Linked DNA regions of Homo sapiens: region 2 is linked to region 1. The links are chromatin loops, found by intact Hi-C in ENCODE. Cell type or tissue: pancreas. All regions are shown on one strand. Each heading gives the region's core, and the rest is flanking DNA. Links, peaks and the distances in the headings are about the cores only.

What was found. Peaks named below come from ENCODE experiments on the same cell type or tissue, not always from the same donor. Only the 100,000 strongest peaks of a DNase experiment are listed, where the experiment ranks them.
Region 2: a loop joins it to region 1, with 2.7 times the contacts of the local background. A loop is called at or near these places in 37 of 110 quality-filtered maps.

What each region holds. Positions count from the first base shown.
Region 1 is chr1:24,063,173-24,070,502 of GRCh38, reverse strand. MYOM3 (myomesin 3) reads left to right here. Exons shown (of 37, transcript NM_152372.4): 26 at 2,136-2,280; 27 at 2,474-2,533; 28 at 3,415-3,482; 29 at 4,502-4,612; 30 at 6,344-6,431; 31 at 6,973-7,011; 32 at 7,269-7,330. MYOM3-AS1 (MYOM3 antisense RNA 1) reads right to left here and starts at 3,741. Exons shown (of 3, transcript XR_001737930.2): 1 at 3,661-3,741. LOC107984931 (a long non-coding RNA gene) reads right to left here. Exons shown (of 3, transcript XR_001737929.1): 3 at 6,374-6,456. In pancreas, for the core only: no CTCF peak of the experiment used is centred there; a DNase peak (open chromatin) is centred at 3,402.
Region 2 is chr1:24,381,685-24,389,014 of GRCh38, reverse strand. STPG1 (sperm tail PG-rich repeat containing 1) reads left to right here. Exons shown (of 9, transcript NM_001199013.2): 4 at 5,012-5,113. Among named protein-coding and RNA genes, the nearest start is that of STPG1, 28 kb to the left of the region's middle. RefSeq lists a silencer at 1,013-1,239 and an enhancer at 4,446-4,495. In pancreas, for the core only: a CTCF peak has its summit at 3,750; no DNase peak of the experiment used is centred there.

The DNA.
Region 1 (7,330 bases), core at 1,948-4,447:
GATCCTCCCACCTCAGCCTCCCGAGTAGTTGGGACCACAGTCACACACCACCACGCCCAGCTAATTTTTATATTTTTTTTTTTTGTAGAGACAGGGTTTTGCCTTGTTGCCCAGGCTGCAAACTCCTGAACTCAGGCAATCCTCCTGCCTCAGCCTCCCAAAGTGTGCAATGTTACTATACACTGAATGGAGAATTTTTATTCTGCTGGTTACTTTACCTATGCTCATTCATTTTCCTGCTTTTGTACAGAATAGCTTCTGATTTTTTTGCTTTTCTTCTCTTAAAGTCAAACCGATTCATTATAAAGCAGGGCAGCATAATTAAGGTTATATCCAAGCACCTATATATTGAAATATTTTTATTTTAAACGACTTATTTCTTCTTTATATTATGGTTAGAGTATATTATTTTGTAAATCATATCTGTAGATAGGTTGTATTAGATTGAACCACATGATTTGTCAATATTCAACTGTTTACTGCTGACATGGCGATGTCAACCTCATGAGAGATTCAAATTCATGACTCAATCTCATATTATTTGTGAATTTCATCTCCAGATGGCAAAGCAGCCATTAGAAAATACGTGTTGTGGCTGGGCGGGGTGCCCATGCCTGAAATCCCAGCACATTGGGAGGCCGAGGCAGGCGAATCACCTGAGGTCAGGAGTTCAAGACCAGCCTGGCCAACATGATGAAACCCCATCTCTACTAAAAATACAAAAACTTAGCCAGGCATGGTGGTGCGCACCTGTACTCTCAGCTACTCAGGAGGCTGAGGCACGAGAATCGCTTGAACCCGGGAGACAGAGGTTGCAGTGAGCCAAAATCGTGCCACTGTACTCCAGCCTGGGCAATAAAGTGAGACTCTGTCTCAAAAAAAAAAAAGAAAGAAAGAAAGAAAGAAAAGAAAAAAGGAAGAAAATATGTGTTATATATATATCAAAGGTCCAATGACAAAAAAAAGAAGAAAGAAAACATGTATTATAGAAAGAGGGCACTAGTTCTGACAGGAGTCTCATGTCCACCTGCTGTGGGTTATATGACCTTGGCAGGTCTCTTCACCTGTCTGTGCCTGTGTTTCTCCATCTGTGCAATGGGGCTGGTTGTCCCAGCATCAAAAGATGCAAATCAGAAAACTGATTTGAAAGTTCTGCATAAAGCTTGTGCAATGACCTTACCACATGGTAAAGGAAGTGTTACAAAGTCTGGACTCATTAGTATTCAGTGGTGGGACAATCAGTTGTCCCTATAGAAAAATAAAACAAAATTAGATTACTCCCCCAAATCATACATACAAATAAAGCCAGAGGAAGAAAGAACCTAGATGAGGAAAATGAAATTTTAAAAACTGTTAGAATATGGTAAAATGTAAATGAGTGTTAATTCTGGGTAGCAAGTACACGAGTATTTTTTTTTCCATTATCCTTTACACACGCCAATGGGGTTTTTCCTATTTTAAAAGAAGTAGGAAATAAGCTGCTGGGCACAATGGCTCACGACTGTAATCCCAGCACTTTGGGAGGCCGAGGCAGGCAGATCACTTGAGGCCAGGAGTTCGAGACCAGCCTGGCCAACATGGTGAAACCCAGTCTCTACTAAAAATACAAAAATAAGCTGGGTGTGGTGGCGCATGCTTGTAATCCCAGCTACTCAGGAGACTGAGGCAGGAGAATTGCTTGAACATGGGAGGCAGAAGCTGCAGTGAGCCGAGATTGCGCCACTGCACTCCAGCCTGGGTGATGGAGCGAGACTCTGCGATGGAGTGAGACACTGTCTCAAGAAAAAAACAAAAAACAAAAAAAGAAAGAAAAAGAAAAGAAAATAGGCAAAATCATGGCACAGCAGGGGTTCGGGACTTATTATTAAATTGTAACTGATCGCTCCACTGCACCCCAGCCTAGGCAAGAGTGAGACTCTGTCTCAAAAAAACAACAACAAAAAATTGTAACTTATTCAAGCACCCCGGGGGACTAGGTGTGGGGGGAGCAGCAGAGGGTTACCCAACGGCCAGCCCCAGTCTCTGAAGGCTGACAGCTCTGTGCTTACCACCCCCAAGCCCACTACACTCTGATGTGTACCCCACAACAAAGTTCCCAGAACAGGGAAAAGGACTCTGGAGTTTGTCCTTTTCAGAACCGCAAAATCAATTTTGACCGAGAGAAGGGCCTGGTGGAAGTGATCATCCAGAACTTGTCTGAGGAGGACAAAGGGTCGTACACCGCTCAACTCCAAGATGGAAAAGCCAAAAACCAGATTACCTTGACACTGGTGGATGACGGTCAGCCATGCCCAGCCTCGCCCCGCCCAGCCCTGCCCCGCCCTGCCCCGCACACCTGGCCTGCCCTGCAGCCCTGAGTCCTCGGCTCTGCAGCCTGCTGAGCACAGCCCCCTCGACTTCTGTCCACCCCATGTCCCCTCTCCAGACCCACACTCCTCTCGGCTCATGCCAGTTCCTCCCTCTGTGTTCACAGATTTTGACAAGCTTCTGAGGAAGGCAGATGCTAAGAGAAGGGACTGGAAGAGAAAACAGGGTAAGAGCTGCTGGGGTGAAGTTCAAAATCCCTGGCCACTGGTTCGTGCTAGAGATGCTGGACTGCGGATTAATGGGAACCCCAGCCCTGCTGGGTCCCCAAGGGAGGTCCACTGTCATTCAGTCCAGTTCTGTCCCAGTGCCAGATCAAAATAGCTCTTGCCTGACCTGAGGGTGAGAGCTGAGCCCTCTTAAATTTTGCACCCTGAAGCCAGGCACAGTGCCCCACACCTGTAATCCTAGCACTTTGGGAGGCCAAGGTGGTCAGATCACTTGAGGCCAGGAGTTCAAGACCAGCCTGGCCAACATGGTGAAACCCTATCTCTATGAAAAATACAAAAATTAGCCGAGCATGGTGGCACACGCCTGTAATTCCAGCTACTCAGGAGGCTGAGCCACAAGAATCCTTGAAACCAGGAGGCGGAGCTTGCAGTGAGCCGAGATTGCGCCACTGCACTCTAGCCTAGGCAACAGAGCGAGACTCTGTCTCAAAAATAAAGAAAGAAAGAAAGAAGGAAGGAAACAAAGGAAGGAAGGAAGGAAGGAAGGAAGGAAGGAAGGAAGGAAGGAAGGAAGGAAGGAAAAAGAAAGAAAGAAGGAAAGAAAGAAAGAAAGAAAGAAAGAAAGAAAGAAAGAAAGAAAGAAGGAAAGAAAGAAAGAAAGAAGGAAAGAAAGAAAGAAAGAAAGGAAGGAAGAAAGAAAGAAAGAAATTTGCGCTCTGAGCACCGCCCCTGCCTCACCCCAGTCCCAGCCCTGGCAGAGGCAGCATCTGAGAAGTCCATAGCCATTAGCTGTCCCTCCCCCCAGCACTGCCTGGACACAGGTGGCACCCTGGCTGAGCCTGGCTCTCTGACAGTGGGCACATTTGTTTTGCACGCACAGGTCCCTATTTTGAGCGGCCGTTGCAGTGGAAGGTCACGGAGGACTGCCAAGTGCAGCTGACGTGCAAGGCAAGTCCTGCCCTGCCCTGCCCCCAGGCCCAGTGCAGGGGGACCTGTGGCTTGTCCCCAAGCCCAGTTGCTGTCCCTGCCCACCCGGCCCCCTAAATTCCATACTCTGTGCTTGGCTGATCGCACACACAGAAAGTACCCCCGAGGAGACCACACGTAACCCAAAAAGCAAACCCACCTTCCCAGCGCCCATGGGGTAGGATTCGTGTGAGGTGGACCAGCCTTGAACGAGATCCTAGTGGCTCCAGAAGGGGTTCTGAGGGGTCAGGGGGTCTAGGAGCCCACGAGGGTTTATATGTTGAGGGGTATCCCTGTGTTTATGATTACCCTGTGCTCAGAGACTCACAGTATTATTTCATCCGCCTCACAATCATCTGTGACACAGGCATTACTATCCTCACTTCATAGATGAGAAAACAAATGGAGAAATAGCTCAAGGCCACACGGTAAGAGGGAGAGCCCAGGTTTGAACAAGTCTATCTGATTCCAAAGCCTAAGGTCCTTCTTAGCACTCTTCAGCCTGTTTAGATAACTGGGGAAGGGGAGGGTGGGTGCTCTCCCAGAAGCATATTCATTCAGTAAACTCAGAGCATCTATTTTGTGCCACTCTGCACGGTACTGAACGTACAAAGATGATGAAGTGGTCTCTGTGGGCCTTGGGAGCCCATGTTCAAGGCAGGACCATTGGAAAACAGCATCCCTCATGCTTGACCCGGATGGGGCAGGACATTGATGAATCGTGATGGAGGGGGTGACTATGGGATGCTTCAAAAAAAAGGCTTCCTGGAGGAGATGACATTTAACTGAAGCACATGGACATTTCCAAGAAAAATAGAGTAAGGCAGGGATCAAGAGGCAGAGGGAAAACCATTAGCAAGAATTCAGAGTCCAGAGGCCAGCAGAGGAGACACATGGTATGTGAAAGGACTCCACTGAGATGCCTGAAAGTGTGCACAGGTGTGTTTTTACTCAAAAAGAAACAAGCCTGACAGAGTCTCCTCATTCCCCACCTTCCCCAGGTGACCAACACCAAGAAGGAGACTCGCTTTCAGTGGTTCTTCCAGAGGGCAGAGATGCCAGATGGTCAGTATGACCCAGAGACGGGAACGGGACTTCTCTGCATTGAAGAGGCAAGTGTGGCTCCAGCTTCAGGGCTCACTTTCTCCTTTGGCTGCAAGCCAGGGAGGGCCAAGAGCTCTGGGCTGGGAGTCAGGGCAGGGCCGAGGCTAGGTTGATGCAAGTGAGGCCCTGAGCACAAAATTTAAGAGGCACCAAAAAACTCAGTAATCAAGATAAATAATATTGTATGCAATATTCTAAAAAATCAAAATTAATGCAAAAAAACTATTAAAGCCCCCAAATTTTCAATAGAGACAGAATCAGTATTACTGATTTTTTTCTTTAGCTCCAGTACTGGCCCTGCCAATGACTGTGCAGGCTTGGGCTAGCCCCCGTCGCTCTCTGACCTCAGCTTTCATCTGCAACATGAGCGGGTTGGAAGGGATGCTCTTTCAACGCCTCCTTCCTGCCCCAACAGTCTAGGAGTCGGGACAGGAAGGATGTCTCCATGTGAGGCAGATCTGGGCAGAATAAAGCAGGCCTGGAGCTCAATTCTCCCCCCAAGTCCTCCCCCATGGCCTTTGGTGGACCGTGGCCTGGTTAAGAGAGAAACACAAGGCTTGCTCTCAAACGTCAACCTTTTTCTGCCCTGCTGCTGATGTCTGTGGCCTCACTGGGTGCCCAGGAGGACTGGAGCAAACAGAGCCTTGCTGACTAGGAAGAAAACAATGATTTCAAGGTCTTCTCCCAAATCCTGGCCAGGCTGATGCCAAGTCAGCCTTTGCCACCACTGTGCAAGCTCCTCAGACAGGCTGTGGCACCAGTAGGTGCTTCAAAGTTACAGAGTTTTATTATAATCATCAGTCCCATTGGTGCAAACTTTCTGGCCTCCTAAGAGTTACCTCCCTTGATCCCCACAGCAGCTGTAGCATACAGGCAGGGCAAGGATGATGCCATGATTTTACAGATGAGTAAACTGAGGCTCAGAGTGTTTCAATGCAAAGACATAAGGCTAGAAGGTGGGGTCAGAAGCCACTCCAGTCACCCACCCTAGGTTTGGCTGAGAACTTGGAGACTTCCTGGGATGGTGAGGACATAAGAGAGGACTTTTGGGGCTCAGCACCTCAATCCTCAGGTTAAGAGCTGCCTCTGTCTTGGATCCTGCCCCAAACCCACTGTGTGGAGATGGTCCTGGTGGGAAGTATTGAGAGATGAGGGCTGAAGGAAGGTGCTGTGTAATGAGAGGTCACTTCTGATCTCTGGACCTTGCCTTGAAAGCACAACTCAAGTTCTTACTTTGCTGAGTGTTTGTTCAGACTTAATTTGGGGCTGACAAACATGGGCCAAAAGGGCCCCCTTGTCCTGGGCAGGAGAAAACACGCTTCCTCCTGGGGAACTGCAGGTGGTGGGGGTCCCTCCATCCAGGAGCCCCCAGGGAGTGAAAGGTGGGCCAGGCCCAGACAAGCTCTGCAAAGTGAGGCTCACTGTGTCATGTCATGCTCAGAGCAGCTGCCTGTGAATGCAAACGAAGGTGTCTGGTTCTGTCCTCAACTCCCCCTACTCCACCCCTTCCCCAGGCCCAGACAAGCCCCGAGCTAGGAATCCAAGGGCTCTGGAGCTGAAAGGAGCCTTAGAGCTCACCCAGCCCAGATGAGTAAATGGAGGCCCAGGGAGGAGAAGGGTCTTACCTGAGGTCACACAGAGAGTGAGGGGCAGGCCTGGAGCCCAGGCCTCCGGATTTGGTATCCATCTCTCCTTCTGGAGCCCATGCTGACACCACCATCGCTCATCCTTCTTTCCAGTTGTCCAAAAAGGACAAGGGAATTTACAGAGCGATGGTTTCTGACGATCGAGGGGAGGACGACACCATATTGGACCTCACGGGTGACGGTAGGAGCTGGCGATGGGTCAGGGGCTGTGGAGGGAGCACAGTGGAGCAGACTGTGATGTGATCTGTGCAGTAAGATTTATGGGATCCCCATGTCACTTGGAGAAATTGAGGCACAAAGAGATTAAGTAACTTGCCCAAGATTCCACATCTAGTCAGTGGCAGGAGCCAGGTCGGTGTGACTCCGATGCCCTCGTTCACCACAGTATACCACAGTGAGCCCAGGCTTGGAGACCCGAAGCCTGAGTTCACTCCTCCGTCCCACAGTGGGCCCAGGCTCCTCATCAGGCTGATCAGCTCAGCCTGCAAAAACTGTCAGATTTGCATGTTTGTCCTCCATCCATAGTGCCCTTCTGCCCACCCCATTGCTGAGTGCCCTGAACCCCCTCCTATCCCCAAGCTATGAGAGTCATCCTACAGAGTTGCCTGTCCCCCTGAGAGCAGCTCACGGGCTCCACCAGCCTTTTTCTAGGATGTCCCCACTCCTAGCACATCCCTAGGGGAGCCCTATGCCAGCTAACCCTTCTCTCTGTTTCCCGCCAGCCCTGGATGCCATCTTCACCGAGTTGGGCAGGATTGGTGGTAAGCAGCCTGCCTCTTTGCCCAGCCCTGCCCTGCCCTGATGCCCAACAGCCTCCAAGCAGCCTAACACTGGCCTTGGCTATTGGGGGTGGGTTTAGTTTCTAACCTCAAACACCGAAGAGAAAATCCCGCCTCTTCACAGCACTGCATTTCCCCCACAGCACCTGCCCCCCAGGGCAGAGGCAGACAAGCCGGCCCCAAAATCTGATGCCTAAATGGCCTCAGGGAAGATTCATCCTTCTCCTCTGTCTCCCCAGCCCTCTCTGCAACTCCACTGAAAATCCAGGGGACCGAGGAAGGGATCCGGATCTTCAGCAAG
Region 2 (7,330 bases), core at 2,380-4,879, 320 kb before region 1:
GATGGAATTTTATGGAAAGGGCAGGGGATCCATCAATCAGGCTTTCCGTGTCCTACTCTGTCACTGGCTGTGTGCCTTTAAACCAGTCACTTGACTTTTCTGGGCTTCAGTTTCCTCAACTGAAACATAAAATTTGTATTATATAATTTTTGTGGTCTCCTCAAGTTATAAAAACAGAAAAACAAATTCCTATTCTATGTTCGTTCTCATTTTTCCCGAGGGAAATGGCCATTGAGAAGTTAAAGATCTTGTTTAACATCACCTGATAATTTAGTGAGGCAATACAAATTAAAGACAGATTTGAAAACTCCAGGGCTTCACCACCCTTCTTAAAGCATTAGTCACCCACACCGTTGCTCCAGATCGAACATGGCTGCCTCCTCGCAGTAGTCCTGTGGCCCACCTTAGCACATCTTTGACACAGAGAATCAGTGCCCTTTGAAATGTGCACTTACCTTGTGAGGCTAACTTTGCAGTGAACCATCAAGGTCTCCTTGCCCAGCTCACATTCCCCATGAGAATCTTACTGCAGAGTACAGTGAATCCTTCACAGAGCTCAGTGTCGGGACTGGCAATTTTGGCTGCTAGAAATGAAGTCTGTTTTCCTGAACATTTTCGAGTTATTTACAGATGTGCTGGTAACTTTGCGTAGGTGAAGAGACATGCCTGATCTATGTGGCAGAGCATGGCCCAGCAGCCTGCCGGCCATTTTCTACCCCCGCCTCCCTGTTTCTGTCTCCACTTCACCCTGGATTGTGGTCACTGTTTCCCAAACTGTGTACCCCTAAGGACACCACTTAATGTCTTTGCTTCTCTGTTTCCTCATCCTAAAAATAAAGATGTTGTAATAGGTAGGTAAGCCCTTGCCAGGAATGAGTATTTCATGGTTCTACACCTCATCCCTTCCAGGCTTGAATAAATAAATACAGGTAGGACATAGGTACCATGTGCTCTAGATGGGCACAATTTAAAAATATATGTTAATACCATTACATAGTAAATCTACCCTCCCAAATGGGAAGCCAGCCAGTGGTTAATTTGTGATGAAATCGTACAAAGTTAATATTGTTCACTTATTAACTTGATATGACACTAGACCAGGGATGTTTAAATGAAAGAGGTTCAGTTTGCAGAAGTCACCATGTTCAAGGGGACAGCTGCCCCAAGTGTGCCCTCAGCTGCATATCTGACCCACAGTAGGGTCTGTCCTGCCTCCCTGCTCTGTGAAGCCTGACTTCTCTGTATCAGTCACCAGTACCCCTTCCTAAGGGGTCTGCAAACACTGGGCTGGCACTCATGACATGCCAGGTACCCCTCAAAGACCTTTGCATTTATTACCTCATTTAATCCCCATAATAACCCCATGAGCTAAATCCCATCATTATCCATACTTTTCAGATAATGATCCTGAGATGAAAAGAGGGTGAAGTAGCTGGTGCAGTGGAGGCTGGGCAGAGTGAGGATGAACCCAGGTAGCAGCTCCTGGTCCTCAGACCCTGTTTCCCCAGCATCTTCCCGAGGTGGAGGCACCTCCCACAGCTCGTCTTATGCCCTTGACACAAGGTTAATGTGTGTGCTGTCTTACCTCCACCACCTGCCTAGGAGCTCCTTGGGCAGTGGTCATTGCTGTCCTTTCCAGACCCCACAAACCCCTCAAAAATGGATCAAATGCCCCCAACTCAAATCTGCGCATTTCCCATGGAGTCACGACCACACATCCATCCATGAGCACTGTTGTGATACATCTCCTTCCTCCCATTCCTAAACCCTGTGAGCTGCTAACAGGTTGCGCCTGTATCTTCCATCCTTGGCACAGGTCCTGATGCACAGTAGGTTTCAATCAGTGTCCGCTAAATTGCATTTTTGCCCCCATCCCACGCAGGGCACTTCAACAGGCTGCTAATAAGCTGCTCAGTCCCACTCTGAAGGTTTGTGACTCCCAAGGGAGGGTCCTGGCTCCATGGAGGCAGTAGCAGGCAACATCGTGCGTGGTGATGGTGATGGTGATGATGATGATGGCGGGCCGCATCGGCGCTGTTCCACCCACTTTATGTGTATTGACCCCTTCAATCCTCACACTTAGAGGCAGCAAAGGAGACAGTGGGTAGGGCTTCCCTAGAGCACTAGTAAATGCGAGTTCTCTTCCCTTCTCCCTCCCCATACATGTTTTTGTTTTGTTTGTTTATTTGGTTTTTGCCAAGAAACCAAGGAGTGGCTAAGTTCACACCAGTCACAACTTGGATTCTCGTTCTCTGGGATTTGCTCTGAGAGGCTAAATTCATCCAAGTCACAGAATGTCAGTCGCAGGAACTGTTTTTGCACAGGCGAAAGGCCTCTCTGAGGGTGGCATCCGCCCACCTCTAGAAGTCACAGGAGAACGCTTGACATTTCCCTCCCAGAGACCTACTTGGGCGTTGCACGAAGGCGGTGGTGTGCTGGTCAACCACCATTTACCCTCCTCGAAGAAAAGTGCTGAGATGTAGCATCTGCCCGTTTTTGTGACATAAATACTGCCACCGTGGCCAACTTCAAGCCACCAGCAGCAACATTTTGGAATTTTTAACAGTTGTCCTCACAAGCTGCCGCTGGCCAGCTCCAGCTGCCGCTGCCTGGAGGACTCTCTTTTTGCTCACTAAGAACAAACAGGCAGCACTCCATTCCTCCAGGCTAAGTGGTAACAGCCTTCTTGCCATTTGCCTTGGACTCAAGCCAGTATGCAAAGTGGCAGAATTAAAGTGTGTTAAAGCCCAGGAAAGTTGTGAGCTTCAGCAAATGAAAACACGAGATGTCCAGTTAAATTAGAATTTCAGATAAATGGCAACTCTGTTAGTACAAGTATGTCCCAAATATTGCATGGGATATACTAAAATCATCATCTGCAGTTTATCTGAAATTCTAATTTAACTGGGCAGGTAGGATGGAGCCGGCATTTAGGTCTTGCATTTTGTCTGGAACCCCTAGCTCCTCAGACACATATGAGTGCTCAGAAAATTCTTGCAAACTGATGGTCAGGTTCAGAGTGTGGTGATAACCGGGAGCTAGAGGTGTGTGTCTTCACTATCTACTATTTAAACCTAGAAGAGTCACAGTGACACTTCCTGTGTCAGCTTTCCTAGATTCAGGGACTCTGGAAGCTCAAAAGCACCCAAGGCCCAACACCTTGGACTTACAAATAAGGAAGCCCAGAGAGGTGACTTGCTCAAGATCACTTAGCGTGTGGCAGCACTGAGACTACAATTTCTGATTCATAACCCGGTGGGGATTTTTTTAATCCTATGTAATCTCATTTGAGAATTAGTTTGGTTTCGTGGTTAAGAGCAGACTCTGTGGTCAGAATGCCTCGGTTCTGGCTCTGACATTTACTAGTTATGTGGGCCTTATCTCTTTTGGCCCCAACTTCTTTAAAATGGAGATTAAGTGAGCTAATAGTACATGTAAAGTCCTCAGAACAGTGCATGGCACAAAATGAGCACTCGAGAAATTGATGCTTGCCCTGAAAACAGTTGCCTAGAAAAATCTCTTCCTTGTCTCCCCATAGCCCTTCGCATCTGCATCCACAACACGAGGGTTCTCCTGGGCTCTCGGCCTGGGGTGCTGGAGTACCTGGCTCCACAGTGCCTCCTGCTGCCTGCCTCACTCTCCATGGCAGTCAGTTCCTCTTCCGTCCACCGGGGATCATTCTCACCTAAAGCAGGAATCAGCACCCCTGTCGTCACCTCCCATGGGGCAAGGGTGAAAGGACTCACTGCATTTAAAAGTCAGCACAGAAGAACCCGTTAACAGCACTTTGACCCTATCCCTTATATGAAACCATAATTACACACTGCCCAGCCAGACTGGAAAGTCCTGGAAGGCACTGATGGTACCTTGGGCTTTCTACCCTAAGGAAGGCAGTAGGGATGGTGGAGACAGGACAGGCCTGAGTGGCAGAGATTGGAGACAGCAAGCTCTGGAGTCGGGCTGTCTCGGTTCAGCTCTGGGGTTTGCCACTTACTAGCTGTGTCTCTGGGCCTCACTTTCCTTAAAGTAGCCCTGATCATACCTCACTGTAAAAGGCTTGTTGTGAGGAGTAAACAAGACAGCACACACCGTGCGCTTGGCACTGAAGTCAGGTACTGCCACTTACAGCAGCGGGACCTTGGGCAAATTCATCTCCACGTGCCTTAGTGTCTCCATTTATCAACGGGGGACAGTAATCCCTTCATCACTGGCTGATGGTGAAAATGAGACCAACTTTGAAAAGCTTCTGACACCAAGCAGGTACCCAGGAACCTCTTGCCACAGTGGAGCATCCTTAGCATTTCACACCACTCAGCCAACTTCTGTCAACATTTACTTCCCCCTGGTAACTAGCATGGGAAATGCAATGAAAGCCCGATGAGCTCCCGCAGCAGAAATGAACTTGGAAGTGACCTCTCACTTATTCCTCTCTCACATGCCTGCATCATTCAGCACTTGAGCCTCAAGAGCTTGCCTCTTTTTGTCTGAGAGTTAGAAATGGCCTGGTTTGGGTTGAAGGTTGTTTTTGTTTCATTTTGCTTTATAAACAGAAACACTCCCTGGTTTCTCTTCTGAAAGGCTGAGGAGGAAGCTGAGTCAGGTGGGGTGGGGTGAACATGAAATCGCTCACCCTTCCCTTGCCGTGGGTCTGGCTTACCCAATCACTGCACACTGACTTGCACATCAGCCGCATTCAGTGTCCCACTTTAGGCCCATTTCTCTAATGACTTGAAAAAACAACTGTGTTCTTTTGGAATGCGGCAGGGCATAGTGGAAAGAGCAAGGGCTTTGGGAGTCTAGCCTGGCTTGGAATTCCAGCCCCACCACTTGGTAACTGAGACGAAGATCGGGCAAGTCAGGAAATGGTGGAGCTAGGCTGTCACCCACCAAGTGGTGGTAGCGCCTGTGCTGTGGGATTACAGTAAGGCTTAGTGTTAATGGATGTAAAGCCTGTGGAAAAGCACAATGGAATTGAAGTATCTCGATGACACCACCTTCTCTTCCCTTTCAGAATGATATCCCAGGACCTGGGTTCTACAATGTTATTCACCAGTCACCGGTGTCCAACAGTGTCTCATTGTCCAAGAAAGGAACTTGCATGTTTCCCTCAATGGTGAGAACCACTTCTCTTGAGTAAAGCATTAACTGGTCAGTAATTTCCTTCATTCATTGCATAATTATATATTGGACATCTGGTCCTTTCTCTCCAAAGGCCTATGGTTCTAATTAGGAGAGTAACTGCCTCCTCAAATTTCATGCAAGTAAATTGGACCCTGTGTCTCTAAGTAACTTTTTCCCATCTCTACCCACTGCCAGGGTGGGAAGAGAAGCCAGAGGAATCTTGAGAACTTGATCCTTCCAAACCAATTTTGTTATCACTGAGTGCACTAAGCAAGTATTTTCCTGAGATGTTTAGGCATGCCAGGAAATAGTTACTCTTACACATCTTGGTGTAATATGATTTTTACAATGCTTAATCTAATTGGTTGTCAAACTATTGAGAAATCTGATAGGACTAAAAAGAAAGCCGGCAGTGGGCCTGAAAAGTACTGGCCCCACCCCTTTCCTTCTCTTCGTAAGATATGGGACTTAATTTTTGTTGAGGGCTGTAACAATCAAGTAGCTATATGAATTGCCAATGACCCTGACCAGAGTTGGGCAAAGATAGGCTTCTTAAAAATGTTTATACATTGTCAAGAAAAATAGATACAGCAAAATAGATAAATGGTCAAGAAAAACAGATACAGCAAGGGGAAAGATACAAACTAGGGTAAGGCTACCTGAGGAAGAAAAGTGAAAAGTGGACAGGCACGGTGGCTCATGCCTATAATGCCAGCATTTCGGAAGGCCAATGCGGGAAGATCACTTAAGCCCAGGAGTTCAAGACCAGCTCGGGCAACATAGTGAGACCCCATCTCTACAAAATAATTTAAAAATTAGCCAGGAGTGGTGATGTGTGTCGATAGTCCCAGCTACTCGGGAGGCTGAGGTGGGAGGATCACTTGAGCCCAGGAGGTTGAGGCTGCAGTGAACTATGATTTCACCATCACACTCCAGCCTGGGTGACAGAGGCAGACTCTGTCCAAAAAAAAAAAAAGTGAAAAGAAAGCAAGCCCAGACTCTAACATTAAATTAACAAACATATGCCATCTTGTCCCTTTAAAAGTTATAATAATTTCTTGCACAGATGTATTATGATGCCTGACATTGGAATTGATTTTTTTTTTTAACCACACAAAGGGACCATTTAAGACACACTAAATGTAGCTACATCTTATTGGAATTCGAATTTGGCAGAATCGGATACTCAAGGAACAGACCAGCTTTGGAGTTAACTCCCCATTACCGAAGAAGCTGAGTTTGTACATGGCCTCAGTAGGTCCACAGAACAGCCATGCCTCTACCTATTTTTCTGCCACCAGCTCTGCTAGGAAAGAAGCTCAAAAGAAGTGCCGTCTCATGAAGTCCTGGTGTAGAAGACAAGACTTCAGACCTGATCCTGCCTCAGCTGTGGATTCTTGACGTGACCTCAAGCACGTCACCCTTCTGTGTCCCAGTTGCCTCATGAAAGTGGAGACTCCCTGGAGGCACTGGGCAAATTAACGTTGCAATGAGTGAAATGCTCTTTGAAACAGCAAAGCATTATAAACATGCTAAATATTATGATTGTTACCACCTGAGTCACAAACAATACTTCCTGCAACACCTAGGTTTTCTCTCCGAGAACTTCTTTGCTAAATAATGGCACTGCCCATTCCTTCTTGGTGCCAACAAAGAGACTGAATCAGAGGACACGATTGGTTGTCTACAAGGCTTTGCGTGCGGTAACTTTCCAAATGAAAAGCCTGACTATCTGGAGGAGAAGGGGCCCAAGGCAAGAGCTGAGTGTTACAGAACCTAGCCACGCCTTTCAGGCCTTTAAAAAATTCAGAACCAAACCCTAAAGAAGGCAGACTTTGAGCTGCTCAGGCTTCCCCCTCTCCTCCCTTTCACAAATATGGGAATTTGTATTTATAGTTATGTTACACTCAGGTATAAGCACTTAAGGTCCTGTACCTGGGGATGGGTGCCTGAAGTGGTCGATGGCGATCTATTAGGAGATCTCTGCGTTTTACCTCATTCCCGTGTGAACTGGATGAGAATTTCATATCCCCCACCCCACCGCCTCTTTCAGTAACTTTCACCTTTAGCACCTCCTCCGCTTCTGCATCCCAAGACTTAGAGGGAATTAAAAGTAGCTCTCATCAGAGAAAGATCAGAATGACCAGTAGGAATGTGATTATGGGTGAGGCTGACCAAAAAACTCTGTGGGTCTATAAATTTTAGAAAC